2 separate regions of the Homo sapiens genome follow, and region 2 is linked to region 1. Evidence: chromatin loops called from intact Hi-C (ENCODE). Cell type or tissue: Caco-2. All regions are shown on one strand. Links, peaks and the distances in the headings refer to the core of each region. The heading gives the core; the rest is flanking DNA.

Region 1 (4,861 bases), core at 411-4,410:
TCTAAGGCTCGGTTTCCTTATATATAAAATTGGGGTGGTGTTGGCTGGGCGCAGTGGATCATGCCTGTAATCCCAGCACTTTGGGAGGCCAAGGTGGGTGGATCACTTGAGGTCAAGAGTTTGAGACCAGCCTGGCCAACATAGTGAAAACCTATCTCTACTAAAAATATAAAAATGTGCTAGGCGTGGTGGCGGGCACCTGTAATCCCAGCTACTTGGGACACTGAGGCAGGAAAATCACTTGAACCTGGGAGGCAGAGGTTGCAGTGAGCTGAGTTCATACCACTGCACTCCAGCCTGGGCAACAGAGCAAGACTGTCTTTAAAAAAAAGGGGGTGATAGAAGGAATGACATAATGGAAGCAAAATACTTTGTGAAGGGCATCATGCTATCCAATGATCCCTCTGACCCTCCCAATTTGCATGGGAAGGTCTTTCTCCTCCCCTCTCAGAAGATGCTGATGGTCCTCTTTGGCCCTAAGTAAGCCCAAGCTACAGAGGGGAGTGATGGCAACCACCTGTGTGCTTGGCACTGCCTTTCCAGCCTCCTGAAGGCAGTGGTCCATAAACCTGCTGTCCCCAGGTGAAGGAAGAAGGGGAAGAAGGCCCAGAGCACCCTGGGAGATGCCATGCATAATTGCTAATAAGCAGGCGTGACCGAGTCTTAACAATAATTAATGTTACCAACCAAGAACTTGTCCATTTCGGGGTCTAATGGTTTTTCAGCACATTAAACATTAAAGGGGCAATCACCTCGCATGCACCGGTGCCCACACGGCTGCCCCGTGTCTTGCCTGCTGACAACCGGGAACTGCAGGCAGAGCCCCAGGCAGAACCTGGAGGGCGGGGAGGGGCTGTTCCCCCACCCTGCGGTTCTAGGCACAAAACCTCATCAGACTGCCTCCTGAAGGCCCTGGCTGCTGCCCATGGGAGTTGGCCTCAGCCCGGATGGGATGTCTCCATAAGGCCCTGCTTTGCATCTCCAGGGTTGAGGTCCCCCGGGTCAGAAAGAGGTCGGGCTCCGAGGTCAGGAAAGCCCTGCCAGATTCCCCTTGCCACCTCCCCTCCAGTGGCATTCTTCCAAAGAAGGACACTCCACTGCCAGGTCAACCGCTTCCCACTGGAATGGGGCAGATTCTGGACATTCGGAGTAAATAGAATTCTCTGTAACTCTATGCACTGTCAGTCACTCCTATGTCGTCTCCTCTTTTATTCTATACAATTTGCAGTATCAATTTTGCTATCCCCATTTTGCAGCTAATGAAATATAGGCTCAGAGAAACTGACTAGTTCACTCAAGATACACAGCGATGAGAGGAGGCGCCAAAATTCAAACCCAGGTTTAGCCTTCTCCAACGTCTGTGTCCTTAGAGGAACCCTCCCAAGTGCATTTGCAGACTCTCCATGTGCCCTGGATAAGTGGTTCTGGGCCATAGAAGCAGGAGTTGTTGAGATTCTTGGCTCTTTCTGAGGTCCAGTAAAAGTAGCTCTTGACCTGAAATTGGAAGACCTGGGGTCTTCAAGTGGGAGCTCTGGTCCTGCTTTACAGTATGACCTGAGGCAAGTTATTTAATCTACACTGTGCTTCTGTTTTCTCACTTGAGAAATGGAAAGAATATTTTCTACTTAACATGATTTTTGGAGGTATTAAATGAGAGTACAGAAGACTTAGGAAGCTGAAAACCAGCATCCTCATCATCTTCATCATCATCATCATTCTCAAGCTTCGGATGCCACCCTGTGATGTCCGGTCAACAGCATATGTGCAGATAACAGTGCAAGCAGGCCTCTCATTCATTCCTGTGTAGTTAGTGATATGTATGTAGCTGTGCATTCCTTCCTCTCTCCTGGGGTCTCCTCAGATGTATGTGTCTTTGTGTGACCTTTCTCATTTATAAATTTTTCAGGAATGCAGAATTCATTGACCAAGATTTCCATCCCACCCTGACCTCTAGCATAGACCATGGAAGCAACATTATCATGTTTGTCTTCAGTGAATCCTCCACCCTCACCCACTCTTGGCCCCTTCTTGCTGTTCCTTGGATACCACGGGGCCTCTTACTCTGGTACACCCCCTAGCCCACTCCCCCTGGACAGTGGCCCTTGATCCAGACCTTTCATCAACCCTCCATCAAAACATACTGACCTGTGCTACATCTCCTCTCAGCTAACATATTTGCATGTTACAGGGGCTCTTAAGCTTGTCCCAGCCCCTCAAAGGTAATACGACTTTGGGAGCATGGGGACAAAATGCACCTCCCCCCCACCCTTCCCCCCCCCCTCCGCCCACACACATACACAGTAGCACATTAACTAATCCCCTGTGCTACAGACCTATCTCCAAATACAGCAGTCACAGATCAGCCCAGTGGTCTGTCAGCTCACGTTCATTTGCACCTCAGATTATATCATCTTACAAATAATGGTGTCCACTCCAGGGGCCCTGGGTTTTGGAAAGGAGCTTCACTGATCATCGCCCTGGATTCCAACGTCTTACCTGAGACTTGGACCTTCCCCAGCCCCTGGGCCCTGTCCAAGGTGCTGATGCTTTTCTTGTTTGCCACAGTCCCCTAGAGGGCACCAATGCCCCTGCAAGAGGGCCCATTCACACGGAGCCCTCCCAGTCAGTGGATTAAGGTGGGAAAGACATAAACCACATTACATCACTTCAATCTCAATATTTCCCTGTGAAGTGGAGGTAAGGATAAAGACTTGGCTGTTGTGAGAATCATATGTGATAAAATATTGAATCACAGGGCAGACACACCTTCCTCCTAGAAAATCACTGACCTGTATCAACACCCTAAGAACCAATCTCTTCATTCTCAATAGAAGCAGTGCCACCTCCTCTGTGAAACCTTTCTTGGCCCTGACCCCTCATCAGGAAACTAATCAATAGCTTCCCCCGGGATTCACCCAGTGCATACTCATGCGTCCCCTTCCAGCACTAACTCACACACTACATTCTATTTATCAGAGTGCACATCTGCCTTTCTCCCTGGACTGCAAGATCCCCAGGCAAAGTGCTGTGCCCTGTTTCCTGCATGCCTGTTCCTCCAGATGCATAAGGGATGCATAGACACAGGAGTCCAGCCTCCCAGAATTTAGGGGAAGGATTTCCCATCCAGCCCCACTGTCTCTCTGTCCTACTCCACCCACCCTGCCCCTGGCTGCCCCAGTCTGTCTGTGCTGGGCCCACTCATCTCCCACCCTCAAAGGCTCAGCCTACCCCCACTTGCTTGTACTAAATTTCCCCAAGTCATAGTTTCTTCCATCACAAAATATAATAATAACATTATCTTGGGGTTGCTTGGGGATGGGATTTTCTACTTTATGAATAGCCTCCACCATATTCTGGTATGACCCCACCTTTTCCCTCCCTGCCATTTCCCCTCCATCCTGTTCCTCTCCCAATGCCCATACCCGTCACTCCTTTCCCAGTGAAGGCAGACACTCTGCATTCACTATGTGAGGCTGGGCTGGGTCCTTCTAGAGGATTTCCTTGTTAGGTCTCTGCCACCATGCCCTTCTCTTCCCCCACGAATGTGGCAGAGTCTTAGTCCCTTCCTGCTGCTATAATAAAATGCCTTATGCTGGGTCATTCATACACAACAGAAATGTATTGGTGATAGTTCTGGGGGCTGAGAAGTCCAAGATCAAGACACCAGTAAATTCAGTCCTCATAAATGGTGCCTTCTTGTTGTGTCTTTATGTGGCAGAAGTGGCAAGGGAAAATCGGTGAACAAGCTCCGTCAGGCTTCTTTTATAAATGCACCAATCCATTCATGAAGGTGGGACCCTCATGTCCTAATCACCTCTCAAAGACCTTGCCTACTAATACCATCACACTGGAGCTTAAGTGTCAACATATGACACATAAATTTGAGGGGGGCACATACATAGAACCTAGCAGGTGCCTAGTGTTACACTGACTTCTGTGCAGGAAGTAGCATGTCTGAAAGCTGGCTCCAGGGCAGTGTGAGCCTCCTCATCTCTGGGAGGCAGAGGAGCTGCAGTTGCCTGGTGTCACCACCACTTGCCTGCTCAGCAAGGTCCCATGTGGGCTGAGCAATGCCCTGCAGGCTTCCTTACACCCCCACTACTTCCTGCATTGCCAGTGCCCCTCTACCCAACAGCCCCAAACCAGCACACTCATAAGCCTTGATGGCCTCTGCTAGTCTCTGGCCTCCATCCCTTCCTCCCCCTTTTCCTTCTCCTGTCCCTCCCTCTCCCTCTCATCCAAATTTCTAGTCTTGATCCTAACACAGAAATGGAATTATCTATAAGGATTTGAAAGGACAAATGTGCAGGGAGCCAAATGGCACCAGGCTCTTCTCTCTTTCCCTTTGATAAGTTCCTTGCCTGATCCAGCGGTCTTTCAATTAGGTGGATTAAAATGTAACAGAGAGCTCTAGGGGAGGGGAATGATCTGCCTGGGGGACAGCAAGCTCTGTGGGAATGAGCTGATCGCTCCAAAGGGGGCTGCCCATCCCCAGGAGCCAGGACCCTAGTTTATGTCAGCCCCATGCCACCTCTAATGCATGCCCAGCACTTTACAGCTTGCAACATCGTTTTCATCCTCGTTATCTCATCTGCTCTTAAGAGGATACTACAAAGCATCTATCACTATGCCTATTTTATCAATTGTAAAACAGAAGCTTAGGGAGCAGGTGACTTGCCCAAAGTCACACAGCAGAGCCACAGCTTGATCCTGGACATTCAGGGTGCTCTCTGTCACTCCCTGCCCCATCCAGGCTCGCAGCTGCTCCATCACATGGCACACAAAATCTCCAGGAACTGAGAGGGTTGAGAGGCAGCCATACACCCATCCTCTGGCATGCATAACTGAGTTTGGACAGGTG
Region 2 (4,861 bases), core at 564-4,563, 230 kb before region 1:
CTCCTGGAAGCCTGCTCTGTGTGCCCCACTTATCTGCTATTCTGGCAATGTAAACATGTGAGGAAGGCTCTTTGTTCAGAGGGCATGTTGAGTGGAATATGAGGTCAGGGTTCATCTGCATTTTTGGCTACAGAAGGCTATGGAGATAATAGGAGCCCCTTTGTGTTCAGTGGGGCTGGGTGGGAGCAAGTGGATGTCTGAAGGAGATTACAAGCAGTTCTAGATATTGCTTGTCATGCTACCATCAGCAGACGCCTTTTCCAATTGACTAGTTGCTTGTATTTCCAGAATAGGGAATGCCAGATGTATTTACTGCAGTGAAGGAGAGTGCTGAAGGCCCTTGGAAAGATATCCAGCTGTTGAGTATCTGAGGAGAGCAGGATAGTTTAACCCCTCATGGCCTAGTAATCAGAATTCCTGGGGAGCCAAGGACAGAAAAGGCAGCACACGCCAAACGAATGACTTGAGATTTGAAAGTCCTTTCTAAAGCTGCTTGTTTGAAATGCAATACTCACATTCCTGTGTAAACAATGCTGCTAGGACTAACATTTATTGAGTCCTGCGATATGCTTGATGGAATCAAGATACACCCTCTGTATTTATTATTATTATTATTACAACCTCACCTGATTACAACCTCACCATGTAGAAGTGGCAGACACTGGTTTGCTGTTCACCAAGTCAGTAACCTTTTCCTCTTAGGTACACAGTCATTTCTCAGCCTTCCTAATATTAGGTGCATCCATGTGAGCATGGAAGATAGATGGGAATCATATGTACCACCTCCTAATGTAGCCCGTAAAAATGCCTACTGCTCAATCCTTCATGCCCTCTCTCCTCCATCTGCCTGCCCGATGCAGAGGCTCTAGTTGAAGGCTCCCAAGCTCCAGAAAATTACATCCACTAAATAGAAGGATACAGGGTCCCTGAGTGCCTGCATAGAGCCAGGCCAGACCCCTCTACTGACCTGCATTGGACTGTGACATGAGTAAGAAATAAAATTTTATTGTGTTAAGCCACTGAGATTTGCTGGGTTTTGTTACTGAAGTTCCCCTATTTTAACAAACGTATTAAGTATCAGTACATATCAACTGCCCCATTTTACAAGTGAGGAAACTGAGGCTCAGTGAGGTAGCAGGACATGCCCAAGGTTACATAGCAAGTAAGAGGTAGAGCCAAGATTCAAACTCAGGTATGTCTGACTCCAAAGCCAGTAATTTTTCCGTGCTGCCTACCAAAATTGGTTGCTAGCTTTCTAAGCCAGTGACAAAAATCTATTTGATCAATAAAATACCCCATGCATTTTTCAACTACCCTTAGCCATTGCTCATAGTGGTTTCTATAGGACAATGATTGAGATTCCACAACTGACTTTGAGAACATCTCACTACCACTGCCTCACCCCCAGCGGTTTTGCACCACATTTCCAGACCCAAGTAAAAGAAGATGCTTCTGTAGATGTGGAGGCTTCTTGGTCAGTTGCTCCCTAAGGACTCCGAATTGGGATAAAAAAGCAGTTTTCTCCATGGGAATGGGGAACTCCACACTCAGACATCCCTGCGCATCCCATGTTTCCCTTGCTAGGTCAAATTGTTTGTAGGTTGAGAGTTTGCTTGTGACCTAGCACAAGCAGGTCAGTTCTGGGTATTAGTGTGTATCTATATTGATCCTATAAGCATTGTAACCACTGTGTCTGAGCCTGAAATTCAAATCCATGGTCTGACCAGTTGAGGTGCACTTATGATAACAATGGGAAAGATTACTTAAAATTGCCAATGACGGCCAGGTGCGGTGGCTCACGCCTGTAATCCCAACACTTTGGGAGGCCAAGGCAGGTGGATCACAAGGTCAGGAGATTGAGACCATCCTGGACAACATGGTGAAATGCCATCTCTACTCAAAGTACAAAAATTAGCCTGGTGTGGTGGCATGCACCTGTAGTCCCAGCTACTCAGGAGGCTGAGGCAAAAGAAACGCTTGAACCCAAGAGGCAGAGGTTGCAGTGAGCCAAGATCTTGCCACTGCACTCCAGCCTGGGTGACAGAGCGAGACTTCATCTCAAAAAAAAAAAAAAAAAAAAAATGCCGATGACTTGGAAACTCTGGGAACTCTGACTGCTATAAGCAAAGGAAAACCCATGGTTCTTTTCTGAATGGGACTCAGCCAGAGGAAATAAACTCTTCAGTATGTCCTGGGTAGTAATGTGTGCCCATCAATGTTCCAGTCCATGGAAGGGAGGAAGGTAGAAGAGGCAGCATTCCTGCCCTCCAAAAGATAAGGTGACTAGGGAGACCAAGCTGAAACACAGGAACTGAAACTCTAGAAGGTCTTCACTACCACACCCAGTGGAAAAACTCTCCAGCCAGTCAATCTTAATTTGCATGCGTTCACATGTGGGACACAGATCTTACTGTCCTTTTCAGGATCTGCTTCAAGCTCCCAAATAAATCCAGTTGCATGTAAGTCAATGGTATGGGGTTTACTGAACATTTGGTAAAGAAGATGAAGATTTGCTTTACGTGCCCCATCGGACTCCTCTTTTAACATTTCCCTAGTTCTCTCTCTTTTTAGCCCGAGTCCCCTCTATTCCTTGTCCCCTCTTGGGACTACTCCTTCCTAACTATCCACATATTCCCTGGGAGTTTCTCACTCCCTTATCCAATGTTGCTTCCAAATCTCTCACTGCTGCTTTATTATGCAGAAGAACATGGCTCTTTCCCAGATCCTGTCTTCAAATTTTCGCATCCCAAACTGCCCCCTCCCCAGTCCCCACACAACAAACACTATCAAGTCCTTAGCAAAAAAGTGGTTCCTAGTTATCAAAGCTCATTCTAGGGAAAAGGGTGGGTATGTTATAAATAATCTGCTCTAAAACATTTCTATTATTCTGCTTATGGAAATTCACCCTGCAGAAATCTTACCCCCGAGTTCTCGGGCAGGGGAGTCTGCTGTCCATGGTGCTGACCTGGGAAGCTATGGCTTCATCGTTTTTCTACTCCCCATTCAGCCAGGAAATTGGATCACTTTGCTCTACTCTGAGACCCCACTCCACTCATCTTTAAAATAGGATTATTAATACTACTTACCTCATGCAAAGCACTTAGCATCATACCTGGCACAAAGAGCTCAATATGTGGTAGTATTTATTATTATGCTATTATTCTACAGGTCCCAGGACCTGTCCCACATCTCCTTTTTATTCACTGCCGCTTCCCAGACACATTCTTTCCTCTCACATTCATTGCTAAATGTACTTGAATAAATGATGCCACGCATCTTCCTCCCCACATTTTGCTTTAAAATTGATCATGTGTTCCAGGAGGGATTTTTGTTGTTGTTTGTCTGTTTTTTTGTCTTTTGTTTTTTTGTTTTGTTTTGTTTTTTGCTATAATATTGAAAGGGAAACAGGAGTTAACAAAACAACTAGCAGGGGGATGTTGCAACCTAGAAACAAGCTTAAATGTCTGCCATAACTGGATTCACTGGTTAAAATATAAGTGAAATTAACCCCAAAATTTTTTCAGCTTTGATTTTGTTCCTTCATTGATTCATCTCTTGGCTCCCTATTTTTAAAAAAATTATGGGCCTTGAAAGTATCTGCTGTCAAGATTTTCTGTGATTGCCTCTCTCATAGTACATCTCACGCTCTGCCGAAACTGTCTGCTAATAAACATTTTATACTTACCTTTGTGTCCTCAACAACTTACAGAATGCCAGGCACATTGTTTGGAACTGAGTGGAAAAATAGTGAACAAAAGAACAAATTAAATTGGGTGGGTTGCAATTTTTACCTCAATCTTTCACCCCCTCTCTGTATCCACACACCTTTCTCCATGTGTCTCTGCAATTCTTCCCACTGAAGGAGTGGAGTATATTCTTCCTCCCCTTGACTTTGGGTTTACTACACTGAAGGAGTGGAGTATATTCTTCCTCCCCTTGACTTTGGGTTTACTATGTGAGTTTCTTTGGGCATATAATGAAGCAGAAGTGACAGCGTCCCAGCTCTAAGCCTAAGAGGCATTGACCCTCTGGCTTCATTATGCAAAGAATACACCCTGGACTGACCATGATCCTAAAAGGAGGATGAGAGTCACATGAGCAGAGCCATCCCAGCTACTTGCAGATCTGAAATGAGAAGCAAAGCCAACCAGCTGAACCCAATCTAGGTGGGCTGTGTCTCAGCTGAACTTCAGAACCTTGAGTGATAATAAATAGTTATTGTTTTAAGCCACTGAATCTGAGAGTTGATTTGCTACACAGCATTATTTTCACAATAGCTAACCATATACATAGATAAAAACACACAGGGATTTTTTTTTTTAATCAGAAGACATGGTTTATGAAAGTCAGCATCTCTCTCTGTGCCTTAATTTCTCCCACATATTAAAGTTCAGATAAAAATTTCTGGGCCACCTAGTTCAAAAAGGTCATTATTAGTCTCAACTGAAATAATGATAGGAAAGCACAGCAGTGAATTAACCAGCAGCACAGAGATAACAGGGTATTATTATTAGGGACTGGTATTCATAAGTCTCTCCACCATCCTGGTACACCCACAGTCCCTTGCCACGGACCATGTACACTCAATTGAAATGAGACACCAGATAGCAAAGGATGCTTATTTTGGTCCACAAAAATACTGGTAGAATTAATTCACTTCCAAGAGAGAATTTAAAACTGACTTGTTCATATTTGACCAGGAAATTCAACTGAATTCCTTTATTTTCTTAATACAAAGCTCCCCCTCTACTCCACCCAATGCTTGCTTAATGCACTCTACAACATCTCCATCAAGAGTCTCCCAGACTCCACTTAAACCCTCTAGTCAAAGGAAACTCAGCTGTAAAGCAGCCTGTTTTCC

Evidence for each region. Peaks named below come from ENCODE experiments on the same cell type or tissue, not always from the same donor. Only the 100,000 strongest peaks of a DNase experiment are listed, where the experiment ranks them.
Region 2: a loop joins it to region 1, with 16 times the contacts of the local background. A loop is called at or near these places in 1 of 110 quality-filtered maps.

The regions. Positions count from the first base shown.
Region 1 is chr11:116,603,186-116,608,046 of GRCh38, forward strand. No RefSeq gene overlaps it. Among named protein-coding and RNA genes, the nearest start is that of LINC02702, 34 kb to the right of the region's middle. In Caco-2, for the core only: a CTCF peak has its summit at 2,566 (motif pointing right); a DNase peak (open chromatin) is centred at 2,546.
Region 2 is chr11:116,376,672-116,381,532 of GRCh38, forward strand. All of the region lies in intron 1 of LOC107987166 (a long non-coding RNA gene), which reads right to left. Among named protein-coding and RNA genes, the nearest start is that of LINC02151, 120 kb to the right of the region's middle. RefSeq lists silencers at 2,761-3,055, 2,868-3,068. In Caco-2, for the core only: no CTCF peak of the experiment used is centred there; a DNase peak (open chromatin) is centred at 2,956.